2 separate regions of the Homo sapiens genome follow, and region 1 is linked to region 2. A link is an interaction called in ENCODE POLR2A ChIA-PET data of the cell type or tissue named here. Cell type or tissue: MCF 10A. All regions are shown on one strand. Each heading gives the region's core, and the rest is flanking DNA. Links, peaks and the distances in the headings are about the cores only.

Region 1 (5,378 bases), core at 204-5,203, 200 kb after region 2:
TCCCCCCTGAGACTTGTGGACCCTAGTGGTCTCAGAGCTTGCCCTAGCTATGTGGGGGTATCTCTCACGAGGGTCCTTGTCCAGACTTATGCCTGGCCCCAGCATCAACCCACGGCCTATTCTCCATGTGAGACTTGCAACCTGGGGACATTACAGCCTGCCTCATCCACCCACTCACTGGTCCAGCAACCTTCGCACCAGGGGGGCACGGCCCTGCAGCCCACAGCCCACAGCCAGCATCCCCATTGCCCGGGCAGGAAGGAGGACAACTTCCATTGTTCTTCTTCATCTGTGCCTCCTCAGGGGACAGAACAGTTTTGCAGTCATTTTCCATGGACTCCACAGTCCCAATCGTGAATCAAGAGTTAAGGGAAAATTTTTAAAATTAAATCTGAAACCACAGGATATGTACAAGCGGGTGATGATTATGCCTGGGAGTTTTTATCAGTCACAGCTGTTCCATTATGTTTGTTTACTTTGGGGTAGAAATGGTCCTTTGAAATACATGACCAAAATAAACACACGGGCAGCTGTAGTTAGCATGGGCAAGTGAACAAGCGAATGGAACCAGCCCAGGGAGGCCACAGTTCACAGTCACCAGGGTCAACAGCAAAATAAGTAATCTTGTGCTTTCATCCTGACAATACCCAAAGAACAGACATCTTTTATAAACGAATCCTGTTGGAATCTAGGAATTATGAAATTTTGTGAAATGTTACAGTTCAGGCAAAAGCCAAACACTTTTTAAAAAATAGAGAATATGGAATTAAATGCAACGCTAGAGAAGCCACATGGATCATACAGTAATTAATACATACAAATATTTATTGAGTGCTTACTCAGTCCCAGGCATTCTACTCAGTGCTGAGCACCCAGCAGTGAAAATGAAAGTCAAAATCCTTTTTCCTAGGAGAACCAAAATCAACGACAAAACAAATAATAGAATTTCATGTAATGATTAATACTATAGAGAGTTTCCACCACAATTATCTTATTTAAATTATTAAACCTCGCTAATCACATATGTGGAAATACATTTTACTTGAATTAAGATAAATAAATTTCATATTTGTATGTACCTAAAGTCATCTCTAACTAAAAATCAATAGAGGAAAATAAAAGCAAAAGAAGTCATAAAGGACTTATGTCTTCCTCATACATATATAAAAATGTGCATATTTTATGAATTCACAACACTTTACTTCTTTCCATGACCTTTTGTAGAATGTTAGGAAGCCTTCAGGTACTGAAAGTTGTTATTCAAGGAAAAATGCTGAAACAAATAAATTTGAAATGCTGGCATTTGTGTCCCAATCTAAGATAATGAATTACAGTTTCTGACAGTTTCCCTTTTTATTGTAATTGAAACCACTCCACAAAGAAGGGACTACTTATAAAAACAAGTTGTATTAAAATATCTGTTTCCAAGATATAGGGGATCTCAGTGTACAATGGTTCTCTGCGGTAATGACCCAGAAAAAAAAGTGATTTGTGTTTGCTTTTCATTCCCTGTAACAAGAAATGCATCAAAGGAGAGGAAAATAGAACCAGTAGGACAGATCAAGGCAGAGAGATTGTGTAGGGACTTCCTATGAATTATTTACTTCCAGATACTGATCTGATTTTGCTGGAAGAGAGAAGACTGGAAGCAGTGCTCAGATTATAAGACCAATAGACTGGATGCAAACTGAAGACGGTACTGAGTATTAGGTTGATGCAAAAATAATCGTGGTTTTTGCTATTAAATAACTAAGAGCAAATTTAGCTCCCAGGCTGTTGGGTTTCCTACCAGACACGGCTATCTCTGATGGTGTTAGAGAATTGTTAATAACAGACGCACCTAAGTGTTAACATCAGTTTCATAAAAGCATATTCTTCAGAGCACAGATCTGCATCTCTTGGAAATGATGATCCTTGGTCCTCAGGCTGCGATCTGCATCTGTCTCCACTGGAGATACTGGCATTCGTTGACCAGCGTTTAGACTCAGGGTTTGTTATACTAGACGAAAATGCAGTTGAGCTCTGCAGGACTACCCTAGGTTGCAGAGAGCTAAGTAATGCCCTCATGATTGTTAGCTGTAAGTATTTTTTTAACTTCAAGTTATACATGCTATCAGTTAGGAATGCTTTAGGCTACAAGTAACAGATCGCTGAGTCTCAGCAGCTGAAACACATTGGGGTTTATTTTTCTCACATACAAAAAGTTTGGAGGTGGACAGTCCAAGACTGCCATGGCTCCTCACTCATATTGTCCAGGAAAATAGGGGTCTCCCAGTTTTCTGCTCTGGCATCCTCAGCAAGTTACCTTTCATCTTCATGCTTGCTGCCTCCTGCCTACAGCAGGCTGTTGCACGTCTAGCGTCGCATCCATGCTCCAGTTGAAAAAAAAAAAGCAAAACTACAGGGAAGAGCAAAAGGAAAACAGGGCAGGGCATCTAAGTGTATCTTTCATATGTGTGTGTGTGAGATGGAGTCTGGCTCTGTCCAGGCTGGAGTGCAGTGGCATGATCTCAGCTCACTGCAACCTCCACCTCCCAGGTTCAAGCAATTCTCCCGCCTCAGCTGCCTCCCAAGCAGCTGGGATGACAGGTACACACCACCATGCCTGGCTAATTTTTGTATTTTTAGTAGAGACAGGGTTTCGGCATGTTGGCCAGGCTGGTCTCAAACTCCTGACTTCAGGTGATCCGCCCACCTCAGCATCCCAAAGTGCTGAGATTACAGGCATGAGCCACCATGCCTGGCCTCAAACCTATCCTTTTTAATCCAGAAAACAAAGTCATCCCTGGTAACCAGGCTACCGACTTCCATTTACATCTCATTGCCAGATTAGGACTGCTAGCTGCCCCTAGACCAATTACTAGCCTAGAGATGAACTACCAGCAAAGGGTTAGATCAATCAGGACTTAAAACCTGAGACTGAGATCAGCATTAACTGTGCCTGAGATCTAGAGACTGCCGCCCAGATCTGGACAAACTGGCATTCTGTTAACAAAGAAAGGGGAAGAATGGAGAAGTGGGTATTGGTGGGATGACGGGGTGGGGGTGGGGGCGGGTGTTGGAGGGGGCAAGGGGACAACAGCCTCTACCTCTGTTTTCTCCTTAGCCACCCGAATGTTTTTGTTCTATTAAAATAACTCTGCAAAGGCGTTCAAAAGGGAGTCCTTCCCCTCCAAGGAGAAGGACTCTGACATGTTATCAATGGTATGAAAACTTACTTAACTTTACAGAAAGGTAGAAAAATCATACTAGCCAAATGCATCTCAAGAAGGGAATTGATTTGTAGGAAGAGGGCTTAGGATGGAAAGTGAGACCAGGATGTGAGAGTTTGGAGCTCCTGGAACCAGAGGGAGGGTGACAGAAGGATGGAAGGCTGGTTTGTTGTGGAGGGAGCTCCAAGCCCTCTTCCTGCACTAACTCATTTAATCTTCAGGACAGCCCTGCAGCGCTGGGCTTCCCACCTCAACAAAGGGAACTTGATGCTCAGGAGGCTACTGGGCTTTTCAGAGGCCTTTTGGCTAGAGGTGCCCATCCTGAGCCCAGGTCCCTGTGTTCTGCACTCCCAGGGATGAAGAGGTCAGCAGGTGGGTGGGACAGCCCCTCCTGGACAGCCAGGGCCTCTGCCACCCACTCTGTGTGCTTTCCCTAGAGACACTCAGCAAACAAAATGCCTGAGCAGAAACTGGAAGGAATAGGCGGTGCAGTGATTCTCTCCCGACCTGGCAGAGGCGGAGGAAGGCCAGTGATAACACTGTCGGCAACCGTCTGCATGGCTCTGGGGTTAAAGCCATCGGCTTAGGGTTTCCATCAGGTTTGGCCAGCTCCATGAAGGACAGAGCCCACAGCTGACCTCTGAGCTAGGCCCAGCTGGGTCGAGGCAAAGGATAGAAGGATGTGGCCAAGGCCAGTGGACAAAAGAGTTGGGCTAAAGGATGGCTGGGATGACGGGAGGTGGAACGAGAATGTTGCTGGCCCCAGAGGAGGTGGGCTTGACTAACGTGAATGGGAGTGGAATTCGCAAAGGTTTGAGCCTCGTACTTCACTCACGGCTGTGAAACTTATTTCTAAAAGGTGTTGCTGGTGCCATAAAATTTGAGCCTGTAATTCTTTACTCACCAACTCCCTTGGACTCCAAAGTGAAAAGACATCAGTACTGCCTGGGGTCCAGGACAGGCCATGATCCAAAGCTCTGAGTCAGCGCCCAGGAAGCAGGGACCCCACCTCCCCCAATGCCCAGTGCAGGGGCAGCTGAAGGGCAGGCCGGGAGAGCGTTGGCTTGTTGTGGGTGGCCCCGTGGCATCAGCTGTGCCCAGCAGCGGTCATCTATGAGGACTAGAGCTTCCGCACCCTGACCCCAGGCTTCCGTGTCTCAGAAAAGGATTACTCCTACTCGGGCCAGCAGGGGCTTCCCAACACTTGGCAGAAAGACTCACACAATTGCTATTCTGCACGCCTCCCTTCAAACCTCCAGTGATTACTCTGGATGTCCCCGAGTAAATGTCCAGAGAACACTGTGTTTCTTCCTTTGGATGCCATGTTTTGGGGACATGATGCTAGCACAGTGGCTGGCTACTTACAGGAAAAGCAGCCAAACACAAGAGACCAAGAGGAACGAGAGTGGGCTACAATCTTTTCAACATTTTGGCTGCCAGTCAATCTTTCTCTGATGCCGAAACAGGCTGTCCTGGGCACGCCACTGGAGGGCCGTGGGCGATGATGGTTGCTTCTCTCTCCCTCCTCCTCTCCTTTCTTTCTTTCTTTCTCTGTCTGTCTCCCTCCTCCCCCACCCCATAAAAAGTACAATCGCTTACTTCTTTTTCTTACTTCTTCCTCTCAGTGCCCTCCAAATTCTTCTGAGCTCTTTTGTTTTGGGATATTTTTTGGTAAAGGAAGCTTCAGTCTCGCGTGAACCCTCATGCGATGGGGGAGAGTGAGGGGTGTATGGGTGTACACACACACACACACACATATAAATATAAATGCAGTGGATATTCTATAAAATTCTCATGTTAATTAACATATAAATCTGTGTTCTCAAAGCGATTTTTCTCTGTCCATTCCCTAAAATTACCTGTTTCATATAAATATTTTCTCTCTCTGAACCTAAGTCTCACAGATAATGTTTCTTGGTGCCATTCATTTTTTTTTATTTAAACACCTAGAAAAAGTCATTTGTGATCTGGCTCACCCCATGCCCTTTGTTGGGTCCCCAGCCCTTGCTGCCCTGGGGTTCCTCCGCAGCCCTCTCCCTGGACCTGGTCCAGTGCACGGGGCACTTGGCAGCTGTGGCTCCTTCTCACAGCGCACGCAGTGGGCTCCCTGAACACACAGTCTGCACGGGGGAGCCCTTGGTGTCCAGGCAGGAAGGCTGAGGTTGG
Region 2 (5,378 bases), core at 186-5,185:
GTCTCCAGACTGAAAAATAAATTTCTGCTATGTGTAAGCCACTCAGTTTATGACATTTTGTTTCAGCAGCACAGAAGGACTAAGCCCATGCCTCAGGGAGGAAGAAGATATACTCACAGCCTGTGTGATGGGCTTGAGGTGATGAGGAAAGGACCTTGAACCAGAGGGATGGGTTTGGGCATCGGGGCCAGGCTGGGCTGCCCATCTCCCTTGCCTCCCCAGTGAGGGATGGGTTTGGGCACTGGGGCCAGGCTGGGCTGCCCATCTCCCTTGCCTCCCCAGTGAGGGATGGGTTTGGGCACTGGGGCCAAGCTGGACTGCCCATCTCCTTGCCTCCCCAGCGCCCCAGCGTGCTGATTCCTGAACTTGTCTCCACCATGACCCACAGTCTAGGTCATGTTCACATTCAAAACAACTCCCTGGGGCGCCAGCTCCAAGTCCACCCTTCCCTTCCTACTCTGAAAATCACATTTGGATGCTGGCAACTGAGAATGGTGTCATTATAGGGATAGGAACCTAATTCTTTAGATATTCTTAGTGGAACATAACACACGTAACCCACCTCAGAACTGGGTTTGACCCACAAGCTCCTGCCCTGGTCTGGCAGCTTCTGATGGTGGCTCCAGGAGGGGTGTGCCTGGGGAAGGTGGGAAGTGAGGAGGACTCAGGACTTGGGCTGGGGCCAAGAACCTCTACACTGTCCAGAAGCAGCCCCATGGTGCTGCCACAGTCTCAGCTCAGGTTGACGGTAAACAATGATGACTTTAATAAAGAAACTTGAAAAGGTGAACCATTCTTCTCCAGGGCTCAAGCAAAGACAACCATAAGAAAACAGAGCAGAGAAATAAGAAGGAGCCAAGGCATGGATCTTCTGCGGAGTCAGGAAGGTGTTTTGTAACTTGATATATGCCAAACTTCAGAACAGCCGGCCTTTGTTGTGTGAATGGGAGAATTACAACTCTCTCACTCCCCACAAGAGGTCCCATTAAATTTCAGCAACCATTTGGTACTTGGGAGCTCCACATTACAAATCTAATTAAGACTCCATAAAATAAAATAATTCAAGTTTGCATTCAACCATTCCATTATCTCACATGCTATATGATTGCTGCTTTATTAAACAACAAAGAAAAGCGAGTTCCAAACGAGTCTGGCCATTTGTTCGAGAATTGGCAAAACAATATGAAGCTCAATCACCCACAACAATGTGTTGCGTCTTCAGAAGGTTTTCAGCTGCGGCGTGTATTATGCTCACCAGACAGATTCTATGTGTAGGTTCATGGAGCCTTGGAAATAGGAAAAATAGAGAGGGATTATCTCCACGGACTGTTCAAGGGCTGCCTCCATTTGGTCTGGGATCCCAGAGATCTAAGATGGGCTGGGTGTGTTGGTGAGTAGCTCATCCCAGGCCAAAATGGCTCCACAGGTGGCTGCAATAAGGACCCATCTTTTCCAGGGAGCAGATGGCAGAGGGCAGCCTGGGATAACAACCCAAGGATACGGAACATGGGATGGCTAATCAATGAATCACAGTCCTTAGAGAAAGTGTAGTAGAAGAAAGGGGCTGCATGTCCTTCAGAGCGCAATGCAGAGATTCACCTGGAATGAAGGTTTCATTTTCTTTCACAGAGGTTGCGATGGCTTTCTGGTCACACCCCAACTCCAGGTGTCTAGGGACATGTCTTTTTGGCCTCTGGATCCTCAGTACCAGGCACCCTTTCTGGAAATTAATGAATACTCACTATTTTTACAAAAGAAAGTATTTGAAACCTAAAATTAACCTTACAATGTCTTCATCAGATTAAATTTGTCCACTGGTTCCTTCCAAAATCCAGGCAGAAAGGAGTTCCATGCTTTCTGCGCAACTTCACTTGAGAGACGTGATGATGGAATGCAGCTCCCAGGCTGCACTCCCTTGCACGGAGGGAAGCACACCCACGGCCTATGCCCTTCCTGGTTCAAGGCCATACACAATATGCAAAATGGATTTCTCTCCTTGGTGGGTCTGATCGAGGGACTCCAGTTGTCTATGCATGGGCAGTTGTCACGTAAGTCCTCTTTAGGGATAAACTTGATGGATTTTCTTTTACTATAAATATGAAAAACCTGAAATGACCAATTCCTTTCCAAATTTGGGTGACAGCAAAGGGGCAACCTAGTAAGTTGTTGTACCATACTAAGTTACAGTACCTTCAAAAAGCCTTCATGCCCAACTGCACCCTCCCTTCCTCTTGGGAAGACAGAGGAGCCTCAACTAGAATGGATTTTACTAATGAATCCTTCCCTTCAGTGGGAAAGGATTTTCTCTTAAGAAACAGAGTAAAGTCCTTAATGTGTGAGAAATAATCGACTAGCAGCTGAGATGGTAAGTTCTCACTAGGACGCACCAGTAATTCACTGTGTGCCCACCAGAGTAGGTCCTTAAATCTTTCCAGTTCCCATGCAGTAAGCTGCACATTCATTCTCACAGGTCAAATCCAGGCCCGGTGAAGTACTCAGAGGTGTTCCTGCCATTAGTCAAATGCTGAGGCACACAGCAACAGGCTTTCTCTAAAAAGGTGCTTACTGGTTATTGTCACCAACAGACAATCTGTGGCCCAACTATTTAGTTGGAACCAGTGGATCAGTAAATAACCAGACTTATTTACTCAATGAACCTGTAACATGAGTCTTTAATTAAATGAGTTCTAAAATATGTAAATAACTTCAGAATGAATATTTTAAATACTAGTAATAATAAGAGCTTTGGCCTATTCAACATCAACCAATGATATTCACCTACCTCCATCAGCCCATCAACTTCCTCCTTTGGAAACGGAGGAAATGGAGCAAACCCCTGTTTGAGGAGCCATTGTTAAAATTAGTGAAGTGATTAAATTGGTCACCGTTCTTAGATGCAGCCTTAAGTATTCACTCTAGCTGGCTTAGGTAGGAAGGGGTTATTGATAAAACTATTTGGTAGTTTACAGAATTCCTGAGGAAGGTATAGATGAAGGTCTGAGTGCCACAACAGCAGGAACCTTGCAGGCAAAGATCACACTTGGGGACAAATAGCCCACCATGCATGGTTCTGGGGGAAGGAGCCCTGCCCCTCGCTGCATCTTTAATGCTGATGATGGACGCATAAAGCTCCACCACCTCCTGGCTTGCCTCCGTGCACAGGGCCTGCTGCAGTGACTCACTTCTGCTCTGAGCGTTCCACAAGGTTGTCTGCTGGAGGGAGCCAAGTAATCCTCCCTGCAGGGGCATCTGGAGAATGCCAGGCTCCAGAGTTAAGCAACCTATGAGGCTGTCGGAATGGGGTGGAGTGACGCACTGGACATGAGCCACCTGGGCGACTTTCCTCAATTCTCTCAGTTGCTGATCAACTCAGAAAGATAACAACAACAACAAAAAAATACAGAACAGGACTGACTCTTGGCCACCACTCCACATGGCTTCCAGAACCAGAGCAAGAGAAACAGAGAATCCATGCAAAGGAAAGTCATTTAACATTTTTTTTAAATAAAATAAGTGTTATGTGAAAAATAGTTCTGTGTCTGCTCAGCGTCGCTGTGGGAGCCCTGCTTTGGTTATGAATCACTTTTCTCCGTGAGGTTTCCACGTGCCAGCCTTGCTGGGGACCAGCTGCCTGACGTTGCAGCATCTTGGATTCCCAGGGTCTAACTTCTCCTCCGTTCTAGGACCTGCCAAGCTCTTCTTTGTTTTTCCAGAGCAGCCTCCCTTTTCTGGCCTTCCTGGAACACCTTCCTTCTGAGCAGCCTGAGGTGAACCTCTTTTCTTTCCTGGCAAAAAAAAAAAAAAAAAAAAAAAAAGAAAAAGAGGTGTCGGCGTGTGACGTGACATCACTCTCAGCTGTTTTAAATTAACCTTCCCTTTGGTTGTGCCAAGGGAAAAGATGAAACATGATTCAGTGAGAAGAAGCCTGTGTGAAACTGTGGGTTTTTTTTTTTAACTGTTCTGTTATTTTTTAAATGTGTTAAAATGCTCATGAGAGAAAAAGTGTAAAGTTTTTAAGAAGCCATGTTTCAGAGAAAAAAGAAAGAAACCTCAAAGGTGTGTTAATGATCAATGTGGTCCCTGAAGGAGCACTCACACAAAGGCCACCACCAGTGGAACAGAATGTGGTCACCCATGGAAACACCTCCATTGGAGGCTGGAGGAGGCGGCACTGGGGAAAAGAAACAGAAGAGCAGGGATTTTTCCCATATCTCTGTTCTGACCTAAGAGTAGAAACAGCACTGCTGAAAACCACCATGGCTGGGAAGTGGAACCTTGTGCTTCTCAGGCACAGCAAGCCTGTGTCTTGCCAACTCAAGGGTGCCTTGATGCTGTACTACAGTCGCCCGGGCAACCTATGCTCTCTGGAGGGTTTCTGACGTTTCAAACATAAAATTCTGGGTAGTTGAAAACTATTTCCTCACAATCTGGGAGATAAATTCATGAATAAAGTAAGACAGAAAAATAATTTTAAAATTCACTTTTCTATAGACTGAGTGTTGTATATGGGTTTTACATGGATTATTATTTAACTTCTCATAATGTTTCTGTGAAACACACAAGCGGGTACCATTTTGCAGATGGTGAAATAGAATTGGGTTAGCTAATTGGCTACTGGCACAAGGCTGGTATGTGGGAGACCCAGGACAGAGCCACGCTGCCCCCTGGAAGGCATCCACGTTGAAAGGGAGGAAAATGAGATTGGTGCCATGGTGCTGTTTCTTTCAATCTTGCTTCAAGTTATGTTTTTCTTAATATTAGTGTGTAAATAGGTTACATTGTTTATTCTTTATGTAATAAAATAATCTGTTGTTAAACCTCAAAATTCTCATTAACTGTCTGTAGTTTGTCCATCACTGCATCCCCAACATCCACACATATCTTGAATAGAGTGGGAATTCACTGAAGATTAGGTGGGTTAGTCAATTCATGGCAATATCTATCAAATATGTGACTGGGCTGCTGGCTATAGAGCCTGTGGTGCTAACACAGGCTTCAAAAACGCCTCTTTCCCTGGTCCCTTCCGGAGAGGGAATCTTAAGTACATGACCTGCCTCAATCCCAGGAGACATTTAATCTTGTAATTTAATAACTTCACGAGTTACCACGAAGTTCAATGACTCTTGCACATGGCTCTTCTCCTTCCCCCTCCATCCCTCTCACCACAAAACACCAAGTCATTCACAAATCTCTCCAAGCAAACAGCAGAACCACTGCACTGAAGAGAGACGCTGCTTCAGTGACCATTGGAACCACCATTTCCTAAGAGCACTGGGAGCAGAAAGAATTGTCATAAAATATTTGCAATTAAGACTGGAGTTAGGCCAAGCGAGGTGGCTCACGCCTGTAATCCTAGCACTTTGGGAGGCTGAGGCGGG

What was found. ChIA-PET counts read pairs that join two places held together with the same protein. Peaks named below come from ENCODE experiments on the same cell type or tissue, not always from the same donor. Only the 100,000 strongest peaks of a DNase experiment are listed, where the experiment ranks them.
Region 1: POLR2A ChIA-PET joins it to region 2 with 6 read pairs; 2 of 35 experiments call an interaction of 5 or more read pairs at or near these places.

The regions. Positions count from the first base shown.
Region 1 is chr2:239,424,848-239,430,225 of GRCh38, reverse strand. No RefSeq gene overlaps it. Among named protein-coding and RNA genes, the nearest start is that of HDAC4-AS1, 26 kb to the right of the region's middle. In MCF 10A, for the core only: no CTCF peak of the experiment used is centred there; no DNase peak of the experiment used is centred there.
Region 2 is chr2:239,628,985-239,634,362 of GRCh38, reverse strand. No RefSeq gene overlaps it. Among named protein-coding and RNA genes, the nearest start is that of LINC02991, 53 kb to the right of the region's middle. In MCF 10A, for the core only: no CTCF peak of the experiment used is centred there; a DNase peak (open chromatin) is centred at 3,242.